Regions from separate parts of the Mus musculus genome. Here region 1 is linked to region 2. Evidence: chromatin loops called from intact Hi-C (ENCODE). Cell type or tissue: left cerebral cortex. All regions are shown on one strand. Links, peaks and the distances in the headings refer to the core of each region. The heading gives the core; the rest is flanking DNA. Region 1 has its middle 58 kb from the start of Pde1a. Region 2 holds the start of Pde1a (phosphodiesterase 1A, calmodulin-dependent).

Region 1 (5,384 bases), core at 168-5,167, 60 kb after region 2:
GAGCAACGTGTTGAGAGCACTGGTAACAGGTGCCTCTGGAGAGTGCACTTTTGATTAGAGTCTTTCAAATGCTAACTGCTTGTGGTGGGTGTATTCCTGATTAGGGTATTTCAAATGTTAACTAACCATACTTCTGACTTCAAGTAAAATTAACGCTTGTTCTATAATTGAGACCCAGGTTCATAGTGCCCACAGGCCTCTCACACTAGCACCTGGAAAACTTAAAGGTTAGGCTTTCTTGGAAACAGCAAAAATGCAAATATTGTAAACAGCACAAGCACCCATTAGGCAAGGTTTTAGCACTGCAAGATGGACATTTCCTTACCCAGAGACCTACCCTGCTAAATGATCTTGCTGCTGCACACACATATTTTTACATGAATAGGTTTTCAGTTCCAAAATGTGTGCCAGTGTAAAGAGTCAGCATTTGGTTAATGAAATCTGAATAGGAAGAGATGCCTGGAACAGGAGACCCTGACCAGCAGCAGTGAGCAGCAGCAGCTGGAATATGGCAGTGCCGAGAGGTGCTTGGGTTTAAGTCTTAGTTTATGTGAAGGCTTAGCAAAATGAAAACCATCCCAAGAAAAGACTGCTAGTCCTTGTCCATGGTTACGTAGTCCGGGGACTCTGCAGAGTATAAAATATAACCACATACTGGTTAGGCTAAATCAAGTGAATAAATTAAATAATTCTACCCACATAGAGTCATCTGAGATGAAAATCCTACCCTAGAACAGGATTGGTTAGCAAGGGGTTTTTATGCCTGATCCACTGATAAAAAGAAAGAAGCAAGCAGCAATGAATCAAGGAAAGAAACAAGAAAAGAAATTTCTATTTTTCAAGGCAAGATTCTGTCCCACCCTCTCTATTCCTGGTGTGGACTTAAGCCTGCTAATCCACTTAGAGAGGAACCAAAAAAACCGGAAAGCTCTAGGTGACACAGTGGCCTTACCCCTAAGAATAATTGGGAGGGTGCTCACCCAGCAAGAAACACACCTGAACCTTTAAGAGCCATAGTAGATTGTGGCCAATAGTCAAGCTTGTGTGGAATACCGCCATTAATGTCTGCTGGCTGTTTATAATACAGGAAGTGTTGGAAGAATCTATGTGTCTGGGGCACATAGCTACCAAGACTATAGCTTCCAGGAAGAATTCCTTTAAGGGTGAAAATATATGCAAGACCTACAAAGAATCCATTGAGAGAGTCTGAAAAGGGAGCCAGGGAAGGGATTTGGGTATATGGAGTAGAATTCCTCCCATCTATTCCTGATGTCTTCTTTCATTCACTAGCTCTCAGAGGCCTTGGCAGAGTAGGCTCCATGATTGGAAACCACAGGTTCCTACAAACTGCTGTAGTAGGAGATGGGACAGGAGGGGAAGTGCTTGTCCCTGTGCTCTGGCATTTCCTGCAACATTTCTATTGCTCCTCCCAAAAGAATAACTGCCCTAGGAGTTTGTCTGAGCAAGCATCCTTCTGTTCTGTGTTGTTGTTGTTGTTGTTGTTGTTGTTGTTGTTGTTGTTGTTGTTGTTGCTGCTGCTGCTGCTGCTGCTGCTGCTATTGTTTTTCCTTTTGGTTTTACATGCTGACATAGTGTTGTAAACCACTCTCCACCCCAGGAGAAAACTGTAGCACTACAGTAGTCTTTCCAGGTTTGTTCCATCCTGGCCTGTTAAGTCAAGGGTGATGTGTTAAGAAGCCCATCACAGTAATACAGTTCCCATAGCTTCATTTTTACTTTATCATCTCCCACAGGTAAGTCTCATTTGGATCTGAACTCAAAAGGACAAGAGAAAGGTTAATATTGGCCAAATATCCAACAGAATAAAACACAAGGAGCCTTGGGATGCAGAAGCAGGGACTAGAATATGATAAACAAGACAACATCTAGATATAGACATTGCTACTAGGATTAGGGCAGGTAGCTTCAGAGTTCTGGAGTTTATACAGGAGTTTATAAAGGACATTGTAGCACTTGAGAGATAGAGGAAGGAGAATCTATGTGAGTTCAAGGCCAGTCTGGTCTAGAATGAATTCCAGAACAACCAAGGCTACACAGAGAAATTGTCTCAAAAGTAAATAAATAAAAATAAAAATAAAATTAAGTGAGACTGCAGAGTCTAAGTGAGAAGCTTCTGTCCTCATACACAAGGTTAAATTCTTATATTCATTAAATTTGTCAGCAAACTAGAAGACTTTACACACACACAAACACACACACACACACACACACACGTTTCAAATAGGCTCTTGCTTGTTAACTGTATTATCAGTGCCCATGAGGCCTTATTAGAGTGGAAATATGTCCTGTTCTTCCGTTGCTGGAGAAAAATAAATTCTTAAAATACAACAATTAAGTAGGCAATTAAAAAAAAAACTTCCTAGAAATTTTGTCTTTAGAAATCCTATTTGTTTCAAAAAGCATCAAAATGATAATGGATTGGCTATTTAAAACATTTGCTTTGCCTAGAACATTCTGTCTCTAGAAATCGTATTTATTTTTTTAAAAAGGAAGATAGTGGATTGGCTATTTAAAATGTTTGCTTTGGTAAGAACATGATAATGAAAGAAAAGTGAAGGGAGGGAAAAAAAAGAAAAACAAGGGATTGACCTAGGAGACAGGTGTAATGTGCTGGAAACCACACTGAAGATGGCCCAGAGCTAGAGCTCTTCGTGACAGATGATGAGCACTCTTTCAATCCAACAGCTGGATCAACACCCAAACCCATGAATGGATGAGTCATTAGTGATTCTACCTCTTGTCTCTGAGCTGGCCTGGCTGGCACTAAGTAGAACAGAGATGAGTGCTAAGAACCTCCAGAGTTTGCAGCTGGTGTCTCTTTCTGCCTTTATGTTTTGGCATGGTAACCGCACGGTGAATCACTTTTGGATTAAAAAGCCATTTTCTCGCATTCACACTTTCACATACTTCACTTTAACTGCATAGAAGTTTGAACAATTGAGGAAAAGTTGAACAGTTTCTAAGCATCTGTTCCGTGTTTGCTTCTTCTACTTTGATCTACTCAACTGAGTCTCAGTCATGTTCAAGTATCTGTTAATAATGTCTTCTTCATTCTCTTGGAAACATTATTGGAGATTTTGACCTCAATAGTATCTAGGATTTTAGTGTAAAGAATGTTATGAGATTTTATGATATTAAATTCAGTTGTCTTTCTAAACTTCAAGGCTCCCACCTTTTTGCTTTCTCAAATAGTGTTGAACAATAAGGCAGCTGAGACATTCTGTCCTGGTGTTCTTCCCTGGTTAACAGTGCAAGCTAAACATTGCAGCCTGGTCCTCTTGGTTGCTACTCTGCTGGTCCATTTTCAGTCCACCACCTTTTTGGTGTGACAGCATGGTTTGGAAGAACCAATTTTAAGAAGTCACAGGACCTAGATTTCTGTAGCCTGTCAAGGCTTGGCATTCCTCTACCTCTGCTATGGTGTAATCTTTGTCACAGTTGCAACTGTTCTCAGATGGTCTTGATCACATTTCCAATGAACATTTGCTATTTTAGGGTTCTCCTAGTCTATGTCCTTCACATTACCCAGTATTTCTTTGTAATTTCTCCTGAGCCTACTCCTATCTCCATTTTGTTTTCCATTTTCAGAGTAAGAAATGAAACAAAATGGAAAAGCAGGCTCTCAGGTTGCTATTATCAACTGAAAATCTTCCAAGTTATGAATACTGGCAGATATGAATTATATTTCTGATTTTAAAATTCTGTTCCTCTTGAGTATAAAGACTGTATCTGCCTTGGAGAAGCATTAGGTAAACCAAATCAACACAGTCACATTCAGTACCATTTAGTAATTATGCTGTTGATGGTTGGAACTCTACGAGACAGAAAAATGGGATTCAAAGTGCACATTTTCCACTACAGACAAAGAATAATGCCTCTAAGTGTTGTTTCAAACAAAGGTTATTTTTTCCAAACGCTTTACTGTCATTACTGTTATCAGTAATCCAAAAAACTACAGTCAGGTTGACTCTGGTTTCTCTGCCACCTGCACATAGAAACCAGGATCAAGCCTAAGGAGTAGATGCTGTTTGTTTCGTTGTTTGTTTCACAGAACAAACTTTGTTTCATGAATGTGATCGGAAGAGATGAACCAGAAACATAGGAGACTGGCAGAGGTCAACCCGAAGCTCCCTCCCTCCACAGTTGCCCCAGTGAAGTTCTCAGGGGATGTAGTCTAAAGGAAAGACAAAGTAGATCCACTTAACTAACATAAGGACAGAATAATCCTTCCCGAGATGAGTCACACCCGTGGGAGGAATCTGTGTTGGGCTTGAAAACTCCTTTGGAGTCTCTGCCAAGCAGCACCTTTTACTAAGAAGATATATAATTATATAGAATGACTAATTCATTTCTGCAGATGTCATCCATGTCTGTTTGTCTGTTTGTCCCCACCCCTGGGACTGAGTTGTCTATATTATTTCACTTCTGTACCATGTCTGAATGTCAGTGTCCAGTACCAGTATTTTCAGTCCCCACTGCATGGTAAGTATTTATTAAAAAGCTATTGATGTCTGCAGACTTGAGAAGCTAAATACCAGACCACTCGAACTTCAGATAAAACATGTCTTGACAAAATCCCACAAGGAAAAAAAAAGGATACAACAAAGTCCTTTCTCCAACCGAGAAGCCATTTTCAGTTGTTACATGTTGAGAAAGGGAAAATCAGTTTTTGCCAAGGGAGTGCCAGTGGGTATCTGAACCATTCTCTAGGTAGGACCTATAACCAGGAGTGATGGAGGAGCACAAAATGAACTCCCTGGCTTTTTATTTTATGTTTGAGATTACAATGATATGATTTCCCCTTCCTTCCTTCCTTCAAACCTTCCCACATATTGCTTCCTCGTAGCTTTCAAGTTCAGGAAACTTGTGTGTGTGTGTGTGTGTGTGTGTGTGTGTGTGTGTGTGTGTGTGTGTGAGTGTGTGTGTGTGTGTGTGTGTGTGTGTGTGTGTGTGTTTGGTTTGGTTTGTGAGAATCATTTGTTGCTTTGGGGAGTTTATTCTTTTATTGATTTTTTTTTTGAGCTAGCCTCAAAAATAGAAAAACAAAACTTTATTTTTGTTTTATATTGTCTTTCCTCTTGGTTTATTTTTTTAAGAGAGACTGTGAAATTGAATGAATAAAGAGGTGAGAGAGTCTGAGAGGAGTAGAGGAGGAGAAAGAATATGATCAAAAATATACTTTATAAAAAAATAATGTTTCTAAATTGAAGATATCTTGAAAAACATAGGAGAAGCATATTTTGTGTGTGGAAGTGCCTTTTGCCTGCCCATTTTGTCACTGATTTTTAACCTACATATTAATAATTAAACTAATGAAAGTATCTTTGCATCTATAAATATAGCATAGCCACAGATTCTTTGTA
Region 2 (5,352 bases), core at 1-5,000:
GGGTAGCTATCCTTCATATGTGAGATTCTGCTGAGGCTATAGAGTCACAAGGAACTTCTGAGCAGGGGATTGAATTTGCTGCTGGAATGGTATGAGAAATGGGAAGGAAGGCTTTCCTAAGCCCTGAACTATTTACAACTTAAGAACGAGTGTATGATGATTTCAAATTACAGCTTTACCCAGGGTCTGATGTCACCGCTACTGCTCGTGTTTCCACCATCAAAGATGAGGAGTCATGTCAGGATGCTAAATTGTTGTTCTGAGTGGCAGCAAATAAAATGAAAGTGGTGAGAAAAACGTTGACCTAAAAATCGGCAGCGTGAGGCTTGGAGGTCTTCATGAGAATGGAGACAAGACTATTTTACCTTTGCTCTCCAAAAGGAACAAGAGATAAGGAGTTACATGAGCGTATACGGTATCCCAAACATTGAGTAAAACAGACCCCAAGGGGTTAATAGATGAAGTTGGGAGATGGCTCCATTGGCAATGTGCTTGCCATATAAGCACAAGAACCCACATTTGGATATCCCCAACACCGATGGGGAAACCAGCTCCAAGGCTGCCAGCTCGTGATCCTGGAACTGCAGAGGCACAGATGGGTGGATTCAGGTGTTCGCTTGCCAGCCAGTCTAGCTAAACTGGTCAGCTCCGAGATCAGTGAGATCTTGCCTCAGAAACTAAGCTGAAAAGTGAACGAGGAAGAAACTCCGACCTCCGGTCTCCATATGCGCACACACACATACATGCACACACATATGCGCACACCCGTAGATGCATCCACACACTTGAAACATGTGCACACTAAAAAGGTTCATTAAACAAATGAACCAAGTACTCTAGAGAAATTGATGCTTAATTTAGAATAGCAATGTTTCCACATGTTTTACAAAATTTGTCATTATTTCTTTTTTTTAATTAGATATTTTCTTTATTTACATTTCAAATGCTATCCCTTTTCCTAGTTTCCCCTCCGAAAACCTCCTATCCCCTCCCCCCTCCTCCTGCTCACCAATTCATCCACTCCCGCTTCCTGGCCCTGGCATTCCCCTACACTAGGGCATAGAACCTTCACAGGACTAAGGGCCTCTTCTCCCATTGATGACCAACTAGGCCATCCTCTGCTACATATATAGCTAGAGCCATGAGTCCCACCATGTGTTTTCTTTGGCTGGTGGTTTAGTCCCAGGGAGCTCTACAGGTACTGGTTAGTTCATACTGTTGTTCCTTTTATGGGGCTGCAAGCCTCTTCAGCTCCTTGGGTACTTTCTCTAGCTCCTTTCTGGAGGACCCTATGCTCCGTCCAATGGAGGACTGTGAGCATCCACTTCTGTATTTTTCAGGCACTGGCAGAGCCTCTCAGGAGATAGCTGTATCAGGCTCCTGTCAGCAAGCTCTTTGAGTATACAAACCAGTTGTGGTAGTGCATGCTTGCAATCCAAACATTGGAGAGAATGGAGCAGGAAAATTATAAGTTTTAAAGTAAGCTGGGGTAAAAGGCAAAACAATACTTTTTAAAAATTGTCTAAAATATACTATATAAAAATACCTATGAAAGACTATCCAAGTATCTTCTGTAGTGGCTTGTGTTTCCATGTTTCATGAATAAATATTTCATTTATTTTCATCTCCACTTGAATTTAACCTTAAAATGTACATATTGTATGCCAAATTAAAAATGTATAGCCTGCTGAAAAACAGCAATAAGTTTATAAAGTTGGATATCATAAAAGAAAATCAAATAAAATCCTTTCCAAATAAATATCCAATAGTGAGCACTGAGTCTATTTTATCAAAATAAGAAATCATTACAGAACTGTTTAATAGCATTCATGAGTGCCAGGATTTTCACTGCAGACACTTAAAAGTAGAAGCCAGGAGCAACACTGATGAGAGAATTCGGCTTGAGTCAGTATTGCGTTTTAAAGAGGTGAGGCATTTTCATCAAGGGGATGGGGAGTCCCGCACATCACTGCATTGGAAGCAGACTACACAAAAGACCATAATTAAACAATTTGCTTGTCATTAGTCATGCAGATTTTAAGCTTGGAGCTTCTTTCTTGCTTTGACAAGCCTCAGCCAGGAACTCTGAGAATGTCTTAAGTCAAAGTGCAAGGAAAAGGAATGAACCGAAATGCAAATTTCTTCCTGCTTGAATACAAAAGCTCTGAGTCACTTCAGTCAGTAAGAATGGCTTTAAAACACTAAACTGGCTGGAGATCATTAAGTGATTCTGTGTAGCAATCGGTCCAAAAGAACACAGCGTGTGCACACAGAGATGTAATCCACTGTCAACTCAGAAGCTCTGCTGCTGAGAGACCTCATCACCCCTCTTAGAAACGGCCATCAAACGACAAGGTGAAAAGTTAGAGAACTTTTCTCAAAAATGTTGAGTAAACACGGAATCAATTTTCTAGTTGTTTGAAGACATATTTCTAACGTCACTACGGGGTATCTTTTTGCCTCGGAGTAACTAAGGAAAAACAATATACCAAGAGCAAACAAAACATCCTGTCCTGTAAAGGAAGAATCTAAATGGGTTGTGATCTCAGTTATAGCAGCCCAGTACAGATGTTCATCCACTAGGTTAGAGCACAAATCATCTGGTAATTGCTGATGCTTAATTTGCATCTATGCTAATTAATTGTGTGAACCACTATTTGTTTCGACAGGATTATTTGTTTCTCTAGAGAATCTGCCTTCTAAATCTCCAATGGCTCTTTGAAACAGATATCTCTCGTTCGTTCAATGGCTATAAAAATGGCTTCCTTTTTAAAAGTTATTCTCTGCTGTTTGCATTATTGGGGTGCTTTCATGCGAGGCACCACAATACCATGGATTGCTTCATGTAATGGAAAATATGTATACACTGAGAGCACTCTATGTCCAGATGGAGAAGAGTAGAGAGGATTTGGACTTCTAAACAAAGTTTGATGTAGTTGTCCTTTATAAAAGCGATGACATAAGCTTGCCCATATACTACCTTTCATGAAACACTGTGTAAACATGCGACAGCATTAAAGATGGGAATCCATCTACGGGGCACTGTGGTCCTCCAGTTATCTTTGTAAAGCTAATGCCCCACTTAATTCTGAGATATGAAAATACACTTAGAAATTCCAATGACCTACAAATATTCATATTTCTATCCAAATGTTACATCGGCTTTTACAACTGGTGCTATGATTAAAACGGAGCATATAAACAGTGCTGTGGTGAAGCACTGGCCAGAACTCTCACACACACTGACGGTGGTGGGGGTGGGGGTGGGGTGGGGTGGGGGTGATGAGCAAGGTGCTAACACTAGAACCAAAGTGGATTCAGGTAATTACAAGTCGTGCTTCGAGTCACTGTACATCCTGTTCTGTATTGTTAAGAACCCGGTCAGTACACTGGAAGCAATTCGCACTTTACTAGTTAGTGAGGAATGGAAATTTAATTCCTCACTAATTTAAACCAAAGCTCTAATATGTTTGATATGCTTTTCATGTTGTTTTGCCACACAAATAATTTTCTTACTAAAATATTAGTTTATCCATCGTAGAATAAGCACAGAATAAATATGCAATTTATGATTCTACAAATCCCATCTTTGTTTTTTTTTCAAAGAAAGAAATCTCCATCTTATTTTTCTCTCTCCACTTACCTGAGAGAAATTATTTCAGTGAGGACCAAGCAAGCTGATTTCCTAGTCCCTCCTGTGCTTATCTAAAGCACACATCTAAACAACACACACAGCAGGGAGCAGAAGCCCTGGACTGTAAACAAAAAGTGATTTCACAGAGCCTTACCTTACTCCATACAAAACATGCAGGTCCAGAAACTGCTTTCAACAAGTTGCTAGCTGAAATGGGTATATTTTAGTTTTCAAGAGAAAATTTCTGCAAAGGAAACACTAAACCTCAAAGTCAAATAACACCCACAATTATTTGTGTTAACGGTCAGCTATTTATGGAGGGGAAAATATAACATAAGACCAGGAGAGCTTACTCACATTCCCTTCAGGCGCTGCCACATCTTCTCGGTCTGTTCTCCAATGAGATACTTGTAAGTGGCGTTTTCCAATTCTTCGATGTCCGTATCAGTAGACCCCATGATGATGTTCCTAGGACAACACAGGTGCAGTCAGTTTCAGCGGCTAGGACAAGCATTCCTCAGTCCGTTACAAATCTCAAGCGTTACACAGTAGCATCTCTTAGCCATCCAAACAGTTCAGGGACGCAAAGCCGAAGGAAGGCTCTGCCAGAACTGCCGTCTTTGACAGGCATATACTCTGCTCACATCACCAACGCCCCCACCACCACCAACCCAAGCAGACAGAGTATAAACAGATGCTCTGACCTCACGGGAGCAATCCACACATGTGAGCTGCTACTGTACTACTGACCGACTGCTCAGGCTATTTGCCAAGCAGCTCATCTGCAACTGTTCCGTGCACAGAAGCACATCAGAATTTCTACAGTTTACGAGCTCAATTATGCACGAAAGAAACGTGAATGACTTTCGCGCTCTACAAGAAGCTGAATTCCTCTCTAGCAGCTGAAGCAGGGCAGGATGTAATAAGAAACCAGATGGTAGGAAGCAGTACCAGCAGCACCACCCTGGGAAGAAAGTGCCTGTTTAAATACCAAGGCTTTTGTCTCTTAATTGATCTGGAAGCGGCACTTAAAAATACAGCACACTTCCTGAATAAATGCAGCCAATATTAATGACAAACACGGAGAAGAGTCACACATAGAGCCGTACAGGAGACAGACCCCAGAGCTCCACAGGTTGTTATTGAGAGAGTATGTCCATCAAGTGATGCTGGAATCGTGCTTATTCATCTTCTCCTAGCAACTCTACACAGTGGGTAACTGCCAATTTAACCAGGGAAAACACAGCAGCTGCGTTCAGCCCGCTCTGTGAATCCTTTGAGGATTAAAAAATAAATAAAATGAAATGGGTGTGAATGCATGTGTGTGAGTGTTGAAGGCAAAGGGTGTGTGTGTGTGTGTGTGTGTGTGTGTGTGTGTGTGTGTACGCTGAGAAGAGAGATTAGAGAAAATGATGCTGTGGTGTTTGTGCATGTTAGGAGAAAAATGAGAGAAAGTGGACATAAAAGGAATCAGAACTGATTGTCTGCCAAACTGCCACACATGGCGAGCTTTCTTTGAAACAGGCACAGATCCTGAGTGGACCTTCATAATATCTGTTGCTATCTGCAAGCTGCTTAGAAAAATATCCTCCAAAGTATTGTCTCTTCTTATTCAGAGACTCACACACAATTTTGCTCATTTGTCCTTCAGGGTTTGCCCATTGCCTGGATTCTTAAGGCTTCATGTATCCAAAGACATTTAGGTAATAGCAATCCAA

The links. Hi-C counts contacts between places; a loop is a spot of excess contacts. Peaks named below come from ENCODE experiments on the same cell type or tissue, not always from the same donor. Only the 100,000 strongest peaks of a DNase experiment are listed, where the experiment ranks them.
Region 1: it touches region 2 in a loop (4-fold over the local background); 3 of 42 quality-filtered maps call a loop at or near these places.

The regions. Positions count from the first base shown.
Region 1 is chr2:80,184,298-80,189,681 of GRCm38, forward strand. It overlaps a transcript of Pde1a not described here. Among named protein-coding and RNA genes, the nearest start is that of Pde1a, 58 kb to the left of the region's middle. In left cerebral cortex, for the core only: no CTCF peak of the experiment used is centred there; DNase peaks (open chromatin) are centred at 2,842, 3,408 and 4,283; H3K27ac peaks cover 3,236 bases.
Region 2 is chr2:80,124,743-80,130,094 of GRCm38, forward strand. Pde1a (phosphodiesterase 1A, calmodulin-dependent) reads right to left here and starts at 4,670. Exons shown (of 16, transcript NM_001159582.1): 1 at 4,339-4,670; 2 at 3,992-4,102. The coding sequence starts at 4,092. In left cerebral cortex, for the core only: no CTCF peak of the experiment used is centred there; DNase peaks (open chromatin) are centred at 301, 556, 2,047, 2,916 and 3 more places; H3K4me3 peaks cover 3,668 bases; H3K27ac peaks cover 3,008 bases.